Linked DNA regions of Homo sapiens: region 2 is linked to region 1. A link is an interaction called in ENCODE POLR2A ChIA-PET data of the cell type or tissue named here. Cell type or tissue: PC-9. All regions are shown on one strand. Each heading gives the region's core, and the rest is flanking DNA. Links, peaks and the distances in the headings are about the cores only. Region 1 has its middle 7.4 kb from the start of PRPS1L1. Region 2 has its middle 7.6 kb from the start of SNX13.

What was found. ChIA-PET counts read pairs that join two places held together with the same protein. Peaks named below come from ENCODE experiments on the same cell type or tissue, not always from the same donor. Only the 100,000 strongest peaks of a DNase experiment are listed, where the experiment ranks them.
Region 2: POLR2A ChIA-PET joins it to region 1 with 10 read pairs; 3 of 35 experiments call an interaction of 5 or more read pairs at or near these places.

The regions. Positions count from the first base shown.
Region 1 is chr7:18,015,875-18,025,091 of GRCh38, forward strand. No RefSeq gene overlaps it. Among named protein-coding and RNA genes, the nearest start is that of PRPS1L1, 7.4 kb to the right of the region's middle. In PC-9, for the core only: no CTCF peak of the experiment used is centred there; a DNase peak (open chromatin) is centred at 3,857; H3K27ac peaks cover 1,281 bases.
Region 2 is chr7:17,943,530-17,952,746 of GRCh38, forward strand. No RefSeq gene overlaps it. Among named protein-coding and RNA genes, the nearest start is that of SNX13, 7.6 kb to the left of the region's middle. In PC-9, for the core only: no CTCF peak of the experiment used is centred there; a DNase peak (open chromatin) is centred at 5,192; H3K27ac peaks cover 1,496 bases.

The sequences.
Region 1 (9,217 bases), core at 2,819-5,318:
TTATCATTAATATAAATTAATATTTCTTCAATAATTGAAGACTGCACATTACTCACAGTCATTACTCTTTACTGAAGAAATAGAAAATTTAGTTTTAGACAATACTTTATTAACTCCAGGACAAACATATTTGTAAATGAGGCCCCAATTTTAGCTTCTCTCATCTATTGTAAGAATTCAGTACATCGTACCGATGATGTTGAGGGTCCCATTTAACTCGAAGAGACTTTGATTCCATGGTTTCCTTACAAGTCTAGGGCACATGCCCATAAGAATTAAAAAGGTTACTCAAAGATTTTGCTTGTTTGAATATATATTAACTATTAAACTTTGCATAAATAGCATTTTAGGGTGTTTATTAAAATTTCCATGTATTACCCAAATTCTGTAATCAAACAGAGGAACGCACAAAGAGTCTTATAAGTGAGTCAGCTAATGGATGGAGATTTCTGTTTCAAATAAATAAAAGGAGAAAATCTAGGCTTTTTTCATGTCCACATAATGTGACCAAAACTCTTCTAGCTGTTTCACACATAAACGTTTATATTAAATTACAGCAGTTGTGCGAGGTATTTTGTCTCTTTTGTGGAAATGAAGAATCAAAGATTCAAAGACATATATTAATTGGTTACTAAGATAGCTGATAGTACAGCTAATATTATAATATTAACAGCTAATGCGCCGTAATACAGCTGTACGGTAATATAGCTGGCACAGCCAGAATTTACCTTAAACTCTAATTCTAAAACTCATTTTTGTTTTCACTGTCCCTTTCAGAAATATGTCTGCATATATAAACTGTTATAAAAGAAATAGTCATAATCCGTTTTTTCCGGATACTGCAGTTGTGAAGTTTACATCAGTATATATTGCTGAGTCAATAAAATAAGTTTAACCCCATAGATTAACCCAAACTTTTTAAAATGTAATAATTTAGTATTTCCCCAAATAAAAGTCAGCTGAGAAGTTGCCCTAGTCTAGTGATAACCTTATGAGAGGGATGGCATTTAAGTTTCGCCTTCTATGCCAGGTCTTATCAATTGATAGTGGCTGCCTGGATACCTGCATGGAGAAAGAATCTGAGGTCATGTCTCAAGTCAGCAGGAAGGAATTCTAGGATCCACGAGAGATGAAGGCCATGGTCATTGTAGGGGAAAGTAGCAGCTCAAGTATTGACCAGAGCTGCCACAGGTATTAGTAAAGTAGCATGTCTTTTGGAATGTTACTGCTCAAAACTGTCTTCTGCACTCAAAATTACCTCAATCAGTCTTGGTTTTGAGGCTTCGTGTTTCCTAAGCTTGCCAGATCATAAGAATCATTGAAGATAATCATTTAAAAATGTTGTTTTCCAAGCCTCTTATCTGAAGATTCGGGAAGTCAAGAGTGGGAAGCCAAGAATTTGATGACCTGGCAAGTTTGGGAATGTATGAGTTGCCAGTGTTTTCAGAAAGCTCCTGTGAAAGATAAAATTCTTATTAATGAGGAATAATTTAAGACATAATTTTCCTAGTAGAGACTTGAGCACTAACAAGCAAGGAGCAAACAAAAGATCAATTTGAGGTTAGGTGCAGTGGTGCACTCCCAAAATCCCAGAGCTTTGGGAGGCTGAGGCAGGAGGATTACTGAAGCCCAGGATTTCAAAACCAGTCTGGGCAGCATAGTGATACCGCATCTCTCTACAAAAGAAAATAATTTAAAAATTAGCCAGGCATGGTGATAGTCCTGTGGTCCCAGCTACTCAAGGGGCTGAGGTGGGAGGATTGTTTGAGTCCAGGAGTTCGGGGCTGCAGTAAGCCCTGACCTACACCAATGCATGCCAACTTGGACAATAGAGTGAGACCCTGTCTTGAAAAAAATTAAAATAAAAAAGGTCAATTTGATGGTGACTGGAGATAGAGAAGTTTAGAGCATGTGATAGCTTACCTACATTATCTGAATCTGCCCCAGCTTGCGGACTTAATCTCATTCTGCTGTGTCTCTTGCTCACTCTACTCCAGCCACACTGAACTTCTTTATGTTGCTGTAATTCATGCATGTTCCCACCTCAAAGCCTTTGCTCTTGCTGTTCTTCCCATATCTTAATATGCCTGGAGACCTTCACAGGGCTAGTTTTTCTAATCCTTCCTTAACTGGTAGGTTATTAAGTGGAAAAGCCAAATGGTAAGTGTATTAGTCTGTTCTCACACTGCTAATAAAGACATACCCAATACTGGGTAATTTATAAAGGAAAGAGGTTTAATTGACTCACAGTTCTGCATGGCTGGGGAGGTCTCACAATCATGGTGGAAAGTGAATGAGGAGCAAAGTCCCATCTTACATGGCAGCAGGCAAGAGAACTTGTGCAGGGAAACTCCCATTTATAAAACCATCAGATCTTATGACACTTATTCATTACCACAAGAACAGTATGGGGGAACCGCCCCCATGATTCAAGTATCTCCACCTGGCCCCACCCTTGACCCATGGAGATTAGTACAATTCAAGGTGAGATTTGGGTGGGGACATGGCCAAACCATATCAGTAAGCAAGGACGAAGAAGAAAAGCACAATTTTCAGTCTGTGAAACAGACACTACTCATTGCCTATTCCACAACCAGAGACTCTTTCATGTTGCAAAAGGGAGGCTCCCTTCCCATGCCCTAAGCAGTGAGTTATGCCAGTCATTACATAGCATTTGCAATGAAATCAAGATGAAAAAAATTAATGGTTTTCCTAGAAAAGAAAGAAAGAGAATGATGCATATAAAAACAGAAGAAGAAAGTCACTAGTTGCATAATAATTAATCAGGATAAAATGTGTTATTTAAAACCATTCAATCACTGCCTTTTCTTTTCTCATTCTTACAGGGTACTCATAAGTATAATCATCTGACTGTATCTTTGAAATAGAATTAGGATTTGGGAAGCATCTTAATAAACACTAACTGAAGCCACTCTGAAGAAAACATCATTAATCATGTCATTGATAAGAGATTCTGTCAGCATTACATTTAGAAATTTATACCCAGACTAAATTCCCGTAAACAACTCCCGTGTGCATTAGGGATTAGAAAAAAATGAAGGCTTCTTTGTTTACTATAACACTAAAAAAATATTGTTTAGGCCCAATTTCTCAAAATGGAAACCACCCAGGCACATGTAGTTTCCCAGTTGCAGAATCTTTCCAGTACAGTTCAGTTTGCACAATACTGCTGAATTCTCTTTAGAAAGTACTGTTTTCGCCCAGTGCTGTGGCTGATGCCTGTAATCCCAGCACTTTGGGGAGGCCAATGGGGGCACACTGCTTGAGGCCAGGAGTTTGAGACCAGCCTGGGCAACGTGGTGAAACACTGTCTCTACTAAAAATACAAAAAATTAGCCAGGTGCGGTGGCACACACCTGTAATTCCATCTACGCCAGAGGCTGAGGCATGAGAATCGCTTGAACCAGAGAGGCAGAGGCTTGAACCGGAGAGGCAGAGGTTTCAGTGAGCCAAGATTGGGCCACTGCATTCCAGGCTAGGCAACAGAGCAAAACTCTGTCTCAAAAAAAAAATAAAAATAAAAAAAATGAAAGTAGTTTTCATTGCATCAGCCATCTACTGAAAATCCACTTAAAAAGCTACAAGGGCTTCTCATTGCTTTTTTAAATAAATGAAAAATCCTTAGGCTGGTATTTTAGATGCCTACTTAGTTATTCCTAGGTTTGCCTATCATTAGGTAAGGTTTATATCAATTTTAAAAAATCAACCAAAGCACAATAGCTATTTAGTACTCTATCAGTCTATTTAGACGCTATTCTTTCTTTCTGCTGAGATGGTTGACTAGACCTATGAGTCACACACTTAATTTCTTCAGGAAAAGGTTATCTAGCCACACCCTTGGCCTTCTATCCAGAGCATGATTTTCTAACAATGAATTTCCTGATTTTCACATTCTTTGCCATCTGGATAGGCTAAGAAACTCAACAAATCATCAAGTTCTGGTTCCTGTTTACTTTATTCCTTCCACATTTATCACTTTCCTCTCTGCTTTTACTATAAGCAGCAAGGAGGAACCAGGCTGCATGTTCCACACTTAGCTTGGAAATCTCAGCTAAATATCCAAGTTAATCACTTAGAAGTTCTGCCTTCCACCCAACAGTAAAACACAATTCATTCATGTTTTCTGCCACTTTATAACAAGGACAGCCTTTCCTTCAATTTCAAATAACATACCCTTCATTTTCTTTTGAGACCTCACTGGAGGCATATTTAATGTTGATATTCCTACCAACAATCTGCGAGGACACATACATTCTCTAAGATGAGAGAAGCATCTCTTCCTTCTGAGCCCTCACCAGAATCTCTTTTAACAACTCTATTTCTACCAACAGTCTCTTCAAAGCAATTTAGGCTTTTTCTTTCATATACCTCAGCATTCATTCAGCCTCTACCATTACCCAATTCCAAGGCCACTTCCACATTCCTACATATTTGTTATAGCAGGACTCCACTTCCTGCTACCAGAATCTGTATTAGTTTCCTGGGGGGCGGGGGAGCAGTAACAAATTACTATAAACTGGGTAGCTTGAAACAACAGAAATTTATTCTCTGGAGGCTAAAAGTCCAAAGTCAAGGTGTCAGCAGGGTTGGTTGCTTATGGAGACGCTAAGGGAGAGTCTATTTCCTAGCTTCTAGCAGCTGCTGGCAGTCCTTGGCATTTCTTGGCTTGTAGACGTGTCACTCTAATCTCTGCCTCCATCATCAATGACTTTCTCCCTTGTGTCTCTGTCTCTCCAACCTTCTTTTGCCTATTCATTCCTATAATGATATTTAAGGCCCACCCTAAATCCAGCATTACCTCACCTCAAAATCCTAAACTTATTTACATCTGTAAAGATCTTTTATCCAAATAAGGTCACATTCACAGGTTCTGGGGGTTGTGATTTGGATATATCCTTTTGGGGGCCACTATTCAGCCTACTATCCCTTTTGCTCCCCAAATTTCATGTCTGTCCACATATAAAACATGTTCACCTCATCTCAACATCTCCAAAAGTCTCAGCCCATGATAACATCAGCACTAAGTCCAAAATCTCACCTAAATATTATCAGCTCCAAAGCCTCAGATCTTGTCATCTAAATCAGATATGGGTGAGACTATGGGTATAAATTATCCTGGGGCAGAAATTCCTCTCTATCTCTGGATCACGAACATAGAAAACAAGTTATCTACTTCCAAAGTAAAAGAGTGGGACAGGCATTGCGTATCCTTATGCATGAATTGGGTTTACAATATATATCCTTATACATTCCTATTCAAAAAGAGAGAAATTGGAAGGAATAAAAAGGTTGTCAGTCCCAACTCTGAAATCTAGTAGGAGAAATTTAATTAAGTTTCAAGACCTAAGACTAATTATATGTGGCTTGATGCTTGCTATAGACAAAATGTTTGTGTCTCCCCAAAATTCCTGTGTTGAAATCCTAACCCCTACTATGATGGTATTAGGAGGTGGAAACTTTGGTGGGCGATTAGGTCATAAGGGTGGAGCCCCCATGAATGGGATTAGTGCCCTTATAAAAGAGACCCCCAAGAGTTCTCTAACCCCTCTGTCATATGAAGACAGTGAAAAGACAGCTGTCCATGAACCAGTAAGTGGGCCCTCACCAGGCACAGAATCTTCTAGCACCTTGATCTTGCACTTTTCATCCTTTAGAACTGTCAGACGTAAATTTCTGTTGCTTATAAGCTACGCAGTCTATGGTAGTTTATCACAGCAGTCTGGGTGGACTAAGATGATGCTCCACTTGCTGGGGCCACAGCTCTAGCCTCTGAGTCTGCAGCAATGGCTCCATTAGCCTCTGGGCCTATGGCGGCAGCTCAGTCTGCTTCTGGGCTGTCCTCAGCAGCCCCAGCTGGCCTCTGTGCCACTCTGCCCTTAGAGTCATTCATCCTCTCTCAAAGGGTAGTACACATTTGTAGCTGAGTATCAGTCTGTTTCTGGCTGTAGAATCACAGAAGTCCTGTTTCAATCTTATCTTTTATGAGTTCTAAGTTTTATATCCTTCTTAAAAAGGCCTTTTTGGACAGGTGCGGTGGCTCACACCTGTAATCCCAGAACTTTGGGAGGCTGAGTCGGGAGGATTTCTTGAGTCCAGCAGTGCAAGACCTCCCTGGCCAACATGGTGAAACCCCATCTCTACTAAAAATACAAAAATTAACCAGGTGTGGTGGCATGCGCCTGTAATCCCAGCTACTCAGAAGGATTGCTTGATCCTGAAGGAGATGGAGGATGCAGTGAGCCGAGATTGCTAGCCACTGCACTCCAGCCTAGGTGACAGAGGGATACCCTGTTTCAAAAAAAAAAAAAAAAAGGCCTTTTTAACTATAAAGGTATATGTGATTCCACATTTTCTTCTCATGCTTTACAATTCTGTTTTTTATAACCATTCCTAGGGAATTTATTCTCGTACATCATTTAAGGATGAGATAAAGCTGTGGTTTCCCAATCAGTAGCTAGTTATCTGGCCCTATTGATCCTATTGATTGATCAATGCCTTATTTATCTATAATATGCCAGTTTTATCATATATATGAATATTTGAGGTAATGCCTTTTTTTTTTTTTTTTAAAGAGATGAGGTCTTGCTATGTTGCCCAGGCTGGTCTCTTAACTTCTGGGTTCAAGTGATTCTCTCATCTCAGCATTTCAGCCTCTGGAGTAGCTGGGACTACAGGCATGTACCACGATTCCTGAGTTGATTTAATGACATTTTAACAGAATCCTCCCTCCCTCTCTCTCTCTTTCTCTAAATATGGGTGTGAGCTCTCAGCCAATGGGAATTCGTGTGTAGTGTGACGAACTGTATAAAACAGTTCTCAGGCAATAAGCATAAGAACACTATAGCCTCAGCTAGGAGGCCCACTGCTTAGCTACCATAGGGTGAATATGTTCTGCAGCATGTGTTATTTACTATTCAATGGGCTGTCTTTTGTTTATTTTGTATTTTGTAGAGAAGTTTGTCCCAAATGACTGATTAAGCATGTGGAAATAATAATGTTGAATATGCTTCATATAAGCAAGAAAATAGTGTTACAATGGGTCTTAAAAGTAGAAGCCTTGGAGAGGCTTTTGAAGAGGCACTTTCCAGGATGCAATCAAGGAAGCAGAAGGTTAAGACCATGGAGAAACTAGATATTGGTAAGTGCTAACTGACATTAAAAAGGCCATCCTAAGCATCACTGTGATCTAGATTGACCAACAATTGTATGAAGATAGCTAGGAAAAAACTAAGGTAGTAGTCTCATCCCCACTTCGGAGACTCTGAGTAGACCGCAGAAGTGGTTGCCAAGGCAGGATATCAGGAAAGCATCTCCATAGGGACTTTGTGATAGCAATTCTCTGATAGAGTTGATTCAGTTATGTACCTCTTTCCAGTAACACAGTCCCTCCACTAAATAGGGTATGTGTGTACTAAATTCCTGTAAGTATACATGAGTCTGTTTCAGGAATATACATTCTGCAATATTAATTTATGTGTCCATTCCTGCATCAATACCACATTTTAATCACTGTAGCTTTGAAATGTTTTAATGTATTGTGACACAGAAAAGATGTTGAATATTTTTGCTTATTTACTTTTCCAGATGAACTTTAAAATAAGCTTGTGTCAAATTCTCTTATCTTAAAAATCCCTTTGGCCAGGTACAGTGCCTCACACCTATAATCTCAGCACTTTGGGAGGCCGAGAAGGACAGACCGCTTGAGGTCAAGAGTTGAAGACCAGCAAGGCCAACATGGTGAAATCCCGTTTCTACTGAAAAAAAAAAATACAAAAATTAGCAGGGCGTCATAGCAGACACCTATAATCCCAGCTAGTGGGGAGGCTGACGCAGGGGAATCACTTGAACCCAGGAGGCGGAGGTGCAGTGAGCCAAGATTGGGCCACTACCCTCCAGCTTGGGTGACAGAGGGAGACTCTGACAAAAAAAAAAAAAAAAAAAATCCCTTTAAGATTTTGATTAGGTTCACACTGACTTGATAGGAAACTATCATGTTTGCAATATTGTTCTTCCTATCCAAGTTTATAATGTACTTATTCAGGTATTTTCTATATCCTTTGGCAACATTTTTTCATACAAATCCTACAGTTTTGGGATTTATTACTGGTCATGTTGTAGATTTTATTGTTTTAGGCTGTGGAAACATTTCTTTCAATTATGTTTTAAAATTATATTTTACTGGTATTTAGGAAAGATGTCATTTTATCTTACATACTTTCACTTTACTGACCTCTCTTATGAATTCTGAGTTTTTCTTTTGATTGTTGGATTTTTTGTTGGCAATCATGACATCTTCAAATAATGAAAGTTTTGGCTCTTTCCTTCTGGTATTGATACCTCTCTTTTTTTCCTTGCCTCTTTCCCATTGGTTTAGAAATTTAATGGGAATGTTTTCAATGTTTCATCATTAAGTATGTCCTTAATTAGGTCTATACCAGATTTTCTCTAGCAGGTCAAGCAAGGTTTGTTCTATTCCTATTTTACTGATAGTTTTATTTTTTCATAATATTGTTAAGATGATAGTAGTAATGCTACTATACTATATATAGTCTACATACATTTCTTTAAGAAATTTATTAAGACTTTTTATGACCTATTATGTATTTTTTCTTTTTAAAAAATCTTTAAAACCTGTGAAACCTGTTATATTTGCTTCATGCATACTTGAAATGTAAATTATGTTTAATTTCTATATTAAGTTGTGATAATGGAGTCATTTAAACCCTATAATACCTTTTCTTGATAACTTATGAGAGTTTTATCAAAATTTCCTTCTTTGATTATGATGATTGTGCGTTTCCATTTCTTCTTATATTCTCGCTGATTCACTTTTCTTTTTCTATTTCCATGTTGAGTTGTTAGGTAGATAAAGATTCATGATGATTATAACTTATTGGTGGGTTTAATCAGCAAAGCACATTCCACTTTTGTTTTGACTAAATCTATCATTGCTTGTTTCTTTTTGTTACCATTTACTTTGTATATTTTCTCTATCTCTTTATACCAAACTTTTTAGATGTGTGTCCTATAAATAGCATATTATTAGGTATTTTAGCTACCCAATCTAATAATGTATCTTTTACAAAATTAACCTATTGACTTTTGTGATAGTATATATTGGGTACTTTATCTTTGCTATGTTTTCTTTCTTTATTTCCTATCTTCAGCTCAATTTGTTGAGTTTTGCTTATTCCCC
Region 2 (9,217 bases), core at 4,024-6,523, 71 kb before region 1:
GAAATTAAAACAAAGCAAGCTATCGTAAGGGATGCATCTGTGACTGTTACTGCAAAAGGTTTGATTCCTCAGCAGCAGTGTCCAGTCTGTCTGATTAACACAGGAAAGCATGACAAAAAGAGGTAAGAGGCAAAAGTCAAGTGTGTTTTTTGAGACGGAGTCTCGCTCTGTCACCGAGGCTGGAGTGCAGTGGCGCTCTCTGCTCACTGCAAGCTCCGCCTCCCGAGTTCACGCCATTCTCCTGCCTCAGCCTCCCGAGTAGCTGGGACTACAGGCGCCTGCCACCATGCCCGGCTAATTTTTTTTATTTTTATTTTTTTATTTTTAGTAGAGACAGGGTTTCGCCATGTTAGCCAGGATGGTCTCCGTCTCCTAACCTTGTGATCCGCCCGCCTCCACCTCCCAAAGTGCTGGGATTACAGGCGTGAGCCACCGCGCCCGGCCGTAAGATGCTTTTAAACAAGCCACTGCCAGTGATTTCTAAACCTACAAGCAAAAATTCGGAATATCCAAGTTGCCTGTTTTTTAGTTTTGAAACAAAAACAATTTCTTCTACATATTCAGGTTGTCACAAATTGGCTCTAATTGCTTTTTGAGAAGCAGGAAAAGTATGCCTTTAACCTCCTAGGCAAATTGCATCTAGCAAACAGTTGTGTCATTTAATCTTTTGATGTCTTAAAGCATTCTATTAACTCCAGTTTCTTCATAATGCAATATTGTCAGTGTCATCTACCATCTCTACTGAACATTAAATACTATATACTCATTAACAAGGATTGGTGTCAAAACCTGCAAATTGGTATTGAAATCATGCATTGACAACAGAGGAGACATCCTAAGAACAGATAAGAGTTGGATATCCCGATTCTTTTTTACAGCTTTAATAGGGCAGTAGTAAGCAGAAATCTCAGAGCATTTAAGAGTACTCTGAAGTCTAGCCCAGCATGTACTTTTTTCTTGCATGATTCTTTTTGAGGCAATGTTGAGCCAACTCAAGACAGAAAGACAGAAGCAGAAATAATATGAGGCTTTACTAACAAATGCAGCCATAACAAAATAATAATGTACACAAATGCTTTCAATATTAGCTCCACAATGCAAAGATCTAAATAGAAAGAACCACATTATAAATTTGTAAAAGTCTATAAAATAATTAAGAGGTATTACTACATCAATGACACCTCAGTCAATCATTTTGAAAACAAAAATTTAGAGCACTTTTCAAACATTTAATTCTTAATTATGGATACTGTTTTTCAGTATCTATTATGGGCCAGGCACTGGTGGTAGACATTTTGCATGTATTATATTTAACATTTGAAAAAGACCATTACAGTAGATCACTACCCTTAGAGGCCACTAGAGGTTTAGTAATTTGCACCACATTACCTATCAAGGATTCATACTATCAACATGATTTATCACTGGTGATGTTGACCTTTATCACCTGAATGAGATAGTGTTTGTCAAGTTTCTCCACTGTAAAGTTACCATTTTCCCCCGTTCTATGCTATCCTCCTTGGATGGAAATCACTATGTGCAGCCCACACTTAAAGAGTGGGGATTTCTGCTTCTCCTTTTGCTGGTGGAATATGTAGATAAATTATGTGGCATTTTTTTTTTGCATGGGAGATTTGTCTTTTCTCCCTTTTTATTTAATCATTTATGTATATGAGTATGGACATATAAATATTTGTTTTATACTTTGAGTTATAATCTAATACTACTTTGTTGTTCAAATTGTCCCAGCTTTGGCCACTGGAGCTCTCTTAGTTGTCCTATTTCCTTTTAATATACTCCCATCAATGTGGTATGGTTTTTTGTTTGGTTAGTTTTGTTTTTAAGCACATGGTTACTTTCTAGTACTATAAGATGCTCTGGGGTCATCATGCCCCAGGCCTAGAATTAGCCATATCTTTCAGAAATCTTGGTTTCTTTTATTGGAGAATGGTGTCAGAAACCAAAATCTGGGCTCAAGAAGTGCTGTTTGCTGCTTCAGTGTCAATTCTTTTAAGACCTCGTAGCTGACACAGCAAGGAATTAAATACTTGTATATTAACCCATGTATATATGCCTATGTATAAATATTTCTGCATGTAATCATCTGTATTTATATTAAGCTAAATGTGAATTCATACTGGTATCTCCAACTCTAATCCATTATCAGATGGATCATTCTAGTCTCTTCCCCTAGCTTATCTGTATGTAATTTCCACTTCAACAGTGAGAAACTGACACCTAACATCTACCATCCATTTACTTAATTGTTCAGTTTGAAAATACATATATGGCAATTTCAGAATTGTTAACCCATACTCCCATTGGAAACAAATTTATCAACTAGAGTACATTGCCTACATGCAGTCCCTTCAGTCTTATAGACAAATCATTCCTAAAGTCACTTAGTTCAGCACCTTTTCTCCCAACCCTTTCATTGAGGTTGTTTCATATGTTTGCAATACATTTAAATTCTCTTGTCAAAGTCAGCATTCTTTCCTGAGATCTGCCTACCTCCTAAATGATTTGATTTTTAATTTGCATACATTTTCACTCTTTGTGCTGCAAAGTTCTGCAAGTTCTGACAAATGCATTATGTCAGGTCTCCACTTTATAGTATCATACAGAATAGTTTCATAGCCCTAAAACATAAAGGAAAAGAGAAGTACATAACAAAATTGCCTTTACATATTTATCTGTAGACCCAAACAACTGATCATTGTATTGAATAAACTTCACTTGAATCATAGAGATATTTATATTGATATATAATATGTAATCGATTTCTCTATAATACCTAATTACCTAATACTTGTTAAAGTCTTACCATATGCTAGTAGCTGTTCTAAGTGCTTCACAATAATCCTATAAGATAGAAACTGTTATTTCCATTTTACAAATGAGTAAACTGAGGCTCAGAGAGTTAAAATTTTTTGCTGAAGTTTACATAGCTAGTAGAAGAGCCAATATTTAAAGAAAAAATTATATATATACATTTATACATAACTGTGTATATGTATAAACTTATCTATATGTACGTATATATGTCATGTGAAGTTGTATGATACAGAATTGTGTGTGTACTGTGTCAAGTATATTAATTAAGCTAACTTTAAGAACTAAAAATTTTCAACCATCTTTGTCCTTCATTTTTTAATGTGAATCATAAATGTTGTGGTGGGTCCTTGAACTCCTGTTTTTGCCTTTAGCCAAAGAAGGAAATGAGAAAAGGAATCAGTACTCATAGATGAAGCTTAATACGTGCCTATATTTAAGGCTTACCTCAGCTGGTTTCATTTTTACAGAAGAAGGGTGAAATCAAAGGCTGTCATTATATTGCTTCCTGTTTTACTATTTTAACAACTGAGGTAAAATAATGAGATTATTCTAAGAATTGCTGTTGTTTTTAAATGATAATATGATAATTTGCACAGTTAATTTGGCATGTCTTCACCCTTGCATATATGGTGATCTTTTTGTTTTGAATGAAAATTTTAAATTGAAAACTATTTATAATAAATGTATATACAATTAAATGGAAGAGATGTTACACACATGCCCCATAATATTGGCTGTGGAATAAAAAGAATACAAGCGTGGAAAGATTTGCACTGTGGCCTTGCCTTTGCTGTTTAATGAGATTAAACCTTGGAAATGAAAGATCACCATTTGTTGAGCTTCAGTTTCCTTTTCTGTAAAGTAATGAAATTAAAACATATAATTAGAGTAACACTAATATACTGTCTACATTAATACGGTGGGTTATTATTGTAATCATTGGACAATGCCTTGTGGCTCAAGATCAAATGCTTCATAAGGTTTCTTTTCGTGTTAAAACTGTTATACTTAATGAAAGTAAGTTGCAGTTCATTTTCTTATCACTTTCCTTCAACAAACATATGCATCATCACCTTTTTACAAAAACCTTGCTACCAAGCAGTGGCACAAACTGCTGTGAACTATTTTGTGTATGATAATGAACTCCTTGAATTACCACCTTTCTATTTAAAATGAGACACCTCCTACCTTATAATGGCCATATGTGCAAATATCCATGAACAGAAAAATCAGCAAAAATGTCAAGAAAAGTCCTGGTGTATAAAGACAAATCAAATTATCAAATAAAAGACATGTAAAATCAGGCTATTTGTTCTTGAAATCTATGGGATGTTCACCTAATCTCGATGGATAAGATTTGTATTCTGTCTTGTTCACTAAATCAGCAAAATGCTGAGGGCTTCACATTTTATTTTTAAAAATAGATGTCCTTTTCGAGTTTTCCTGTTGCTGGGGAAGTGTTCTTGCTGTTGCTAACAGAGAGCTAAATGTTCTGCTTTGAATGGGATGTGTTTGTTTTTATTGGTAGGAGTGGCAGAAGGATGAATGAAGGAATTCATGTTTTTTAACTGTGTTTCTTTAAGTGACATGTCTGCCTTCTGGGTAGAGGTACCCCATTGGCTATTTACCAGATAATCTGTCTATACAATCATAGAATATGCTCATTTGTTTACATATTATTTTATTCATTAAATCTTAAATGGGCTAACTATTCAAATTTAGAGAGCATAAGGTTATGGAATTCATATCAGGAACATCAATTATCGCTCAACATCTAGTGGTTAGAAGGTACACAGAAGATACTTAAACCCTTTACATGTTTGCCTAATGTAATTTAGCCTCAAAAAAGGGAAGAAAAATAGATGAGATCTGGCTTTTTCTTTAAATCTTCTGATCATATAATTAAAATACAAGCCATTGTTTCTTAATCTTTATATATTACTCTTTGCTCTATTTACCACAGGAAACTGATGAGAGAAATATCACAGACAAAATATTACAAATTATTACTTTGGTATATACTGTGCTTAAAACTGCATGGAAAAACAGTAGTTATTCTGGCTATCCCAAGCTTAAAATAGGAATTACAGAATTACTTTTTAATGTAATTTTATTGCCCTAAAGTTAAGTTCTATATTATTATGATTTTAATTCTGTTGTAGTACTCTGTAAAAGATTGTTGATTTCTTAAACAAGAGCTTTTACTTTGTTTGAAGTTATGTCTGTTCTTCTGAGTAATTCATTGAACTTTATGGATATGCCAGAAAATTTGGTAATGCTGAAATTCTACACTGTGAAAATATAATTGAGTTTCTAAATTTCATGTTTGTCTTTAGGGGAAGGTTGTTAATCTGTGAGTCATTGGTTTATGGGGAGGAGGCAATATTTCATAATATCTCTCTAAATCAATCTGTAGCATGACGATGCTATGTGTTCACCTAATTATTTCATTTTCCTCATTGATGTTGAAAGAGCTTACATGCTCTACCTATTTGGGCAGGGTGGTCTAACTAGCTTACATCAAAGGAGTGTAGCAATCCTCCCATCTCTCCATCTTCCAAGGTGACCTTGGATGCTACAGATTGAGATAATAGAAACTCAAACTGGAAGGAACCGCACAGGAGAACCCATCTACTAGATCAGGAAAAAAATACCTTTGGACTTTGCATGAGTGACAAATTCTTTTATTATTATGGGTGGCTGTTACAGCAGCTGGCAATATATGCCCTGAATTAAATGCCCTCTAACTCTACTTACTGAGAATAGAAAGTTTCTAACCTAAGGAATGTTTGCCCTCTTTTTCCCCCCACCCTTCAGAATGAGGGGACTGTTTTAATTAAGTGATATTACTTAAGTAGATCTCCAATTGATTTACAATTCTCTAAGGACTATGGCCTTAATAAATCATGTCCTAGGTGTTATAGATTAGAACACACACACACACGCAGATTAAGATTTCTGGGTGAAAAGGGTGACCTCAAAACCCTGCTGTGGCCGGGTGTGGTGGCTCCCAAAGTGGTAATCCCAGCACTTTGGGAGGCCGAGGTGGGTGGATCACTTGAGGTCAGGAGTTCAAGACCAGCCTGACCAACATGGTGAAACCCTATCTCTACTAAAAAAAAAATACAAAATTAGCTGGGCGTGGTGGCACACACCTGTAATCCCAGCTACTCGTGAGGCTGAGGCAGGAGAATTGCTTGAACCCAAGAGGCGGAGGTTACAGTGAGCTGAGGTCGCACCATTTCATTCCAACCTGGACAACAAGAGCAAAACTCCATCTAAAAACAAAAAAAACAAAAAAAACCCTACTGCAACCAGGTTACACAGAAAAGAAAACCAAGGAAGCAATGAATAGCAATAAGGATGAATAAGACAGTTATGGACCGGAAACAGTGAACAGTTACTCTGAAAATCCTGAGAACCTCTCCAGAGAGTTCCGATAGCTAATATAATCCAAGGATGTGGTCAAATTGGAAACTAAGGGAGTACACGTAGGTGTTTTGCTTAGGAATCTGCATCAAAGAATAACTCAAGTCACCTGGATTGGGGTGGATTTTGCCCTGGGGATGTTTGACAGGTGCTTCTCACCTCTGACAGTCACCCACACTGACAGTTCACTTGGGTGAACAAGGGAACTAATGCTTATTGAATGCCTCCTCTGTGCCAGGCACATTATGTGCGTTACCTTTAAACTTCATGGGGTAAGTATTGCTGGCCCCATTTACACAAGGAAATAAAATTCAGATGGATAATTTGCCCAGGAGTTATTTGCCAATAACAGGCAAATCAATTTGAGTCTAGACTTTTTTTACTTGGAACTTACTCTTTTTTCTGTAAGCTCTCACAAGTTGAATCTCAGTTCTAGGAGTTAGTACACCTTTTGAATTCCTATAAAAACCTATCTCCTTTTCCAGAGCATGTTTTGCTTTTTTTTTTTTTTTTTTTTTTTTTTTTTGAGACGGAGCTCATTCTGTCGCCCACGCTGGAGTGCAGTGGCCTGATCTCGGCTCACTGCAAGCTCCGCCTCCGGGGTTCACGCCATTCTCCTGCCTCAGCCTCCCGAGTAGCTGGGACAACAGGCGCCTGCCACCACACCCGGCTAATTTTTTTTTTTTTTTTTTTTTTTTTTTTTTTTGTATTTTTAGTAGAGACGGGGTTTCACCGTGTTAGCCAGGATGGTCTCGATCTCCTGACCTTGTATCTGCCCACCTCGGCCTACCAAAGTGCTGGGATTACAGGCGTGAGCCACTGCGCCCGGCCCCATTTTTTGCTTTTTACAGTCTATTTCTCATAAAGAACTCTTTAAATAAACTATCATTTATCTAGTGATGATGAGTTTTTCCAGTTTACCTACTTTCTCCCCTCTCATGTAAGAGACAAGAGTGAGTCCAGTAGTTTTATCTGATTTCTCTTGTTAATTTGTGAAAATCTAACCGTAGTTCTATTCTGATCTTAACAAACTTTACCTCTCCTCTTTGTAAATTGCTAATCTGACACATTTATTTTTCTCATTGATTGACATGACATTATACATTTGGAAAATCCAAAATGGCAAATAATCTAAAACTTGTCAAATTATAAAGTAAAGCAATTCAAATTTTAGTGTTTGACACTGGATATTCACCTAAATATAGTTACTGAGTATGTTGTTTTAGATAAATCACAGGGATGCCGTGGCTGAATCTTGATTTTACATGTCAGCTCTCTAAGTTATTAATAATAACTTCAAATTATTGTTTCTTAATTTAAATCTTCTTCATAAGAATCATGCAAAACATCTTTCATGATTTGCTGTTACTTGTTTGAACTGGCTCACAAAACAATTGTTAAATTTTTGGAATTTTGCTAAATGATTTCTAATAACAGCCATTATTAAAAAATAAAGTATATAAACTTACAATTAAATAGATGATATATAGGGGCACATGTCATCAGGACCTCTTGAGGCTGTGTCACAGAAAAAAATATAAATAAATAAATAAAATAGGTGATATATAAAACGAAGGTAGTGAATATTCAAAAATCTTTACTTATTATTTTACCCTTTTTTACTGTTATGTATGTGTTTGAGGTTATGTATGTCTTGTATGGTGAAAATAATATAGATTGGGGTATTAGTGCACATCTCTGTGTTCAGTGATGTCCTGTCAGTAGCTTAAAACCAGCTGTAGTGGGAGAATTTACACAACAGAAATAGCCAAGTGAAAAATTAAGGCTTGAATTATTGCTTTCCTGATTTTGTAGAGTTAAGATCAAGAGAAAACGTTAATAATGAATAATAGGCCAGACATCGTGGCTCACACCTGTAATCCCAGCACTTTGGGAGGCTGAGGCAGGAGGATTGCTTGAGGCCAGGAGTATGAGACCAGCCTGGGCAACATAGTGAGATCCTGTTTTTACAAAAATAAAATAAAAAATAGCCTGGCATGGTGGCACATGCCTGAAATCCCACCTACTGGAGAGGCTGAGGCAGGAGGATCACCTGAGCCCAGGAGTTCAAGGTTGCAGTGAGCCATGGTCATGCCACTGCACCCCAGCCCAGGCGACAAAGTGAAACCCTGTCTCAAAACAAGAAAACACACACATAAAGGTGTCATGACTAGCTGTACATGATGTATAGCACAAAGAACTATCCTTCAAGTATTAGGCACAGCCTTTTTCTATTGTAGTTTGTTTTATCGCGATTTGCTGATACTGCGGTTTTTACAAGTTGAATGTTTGTGGCAACCCTGCATCAAGCAAGTCTGTCAGCACCATTTTTCCAACAACATGTGCTCACTGGTAATTCTCACAATATTTCAAACTTTTTCATTATTATTATATCTGTTATGACGGTCTGTGATCAGTGATTTTTGATGTCAATATTGTAATTTTGGAGGGGTAATGTGTACCACATCCATATAAGACTGCAAATTTAATCAATAATGTGTTCTGACCGTTCCACTGACTGGTCTTTCTCAGTCTCTCTTCCTCTCTTCGGAACACTTTATCCCCTGATACACAAGAATATTGAAATTAGACCAACTAATAACACTATAATGGCCCCTAAATATTCAAGTGAAAGGAAGAGTCACACATCTCTCACTTTCAATCAAAAGCTAGAAATGATTAAGCTTAGTGAGGAATGCATGTCAAAAGCTGAGATAGGCTGAAAGCTAGGCCACTTGCACCAACAGTTGGCCCAGCTGTGGATACAAAGAAAAGGTCTTGAAGGAAATTGAAAGTGCTACTGCAGTGAACACCTAAAAGATATGAAAGTGGAACTGCCGTGTTACTAATATGGAGAAAGTTTGAGTGGTCTGGATAGATCGACCCAGCCAGAACATTCTCTTAAGCCAAAGCCTAATGCATAGTAAGGCCCTAACTCTCTTCAGTTCTATCA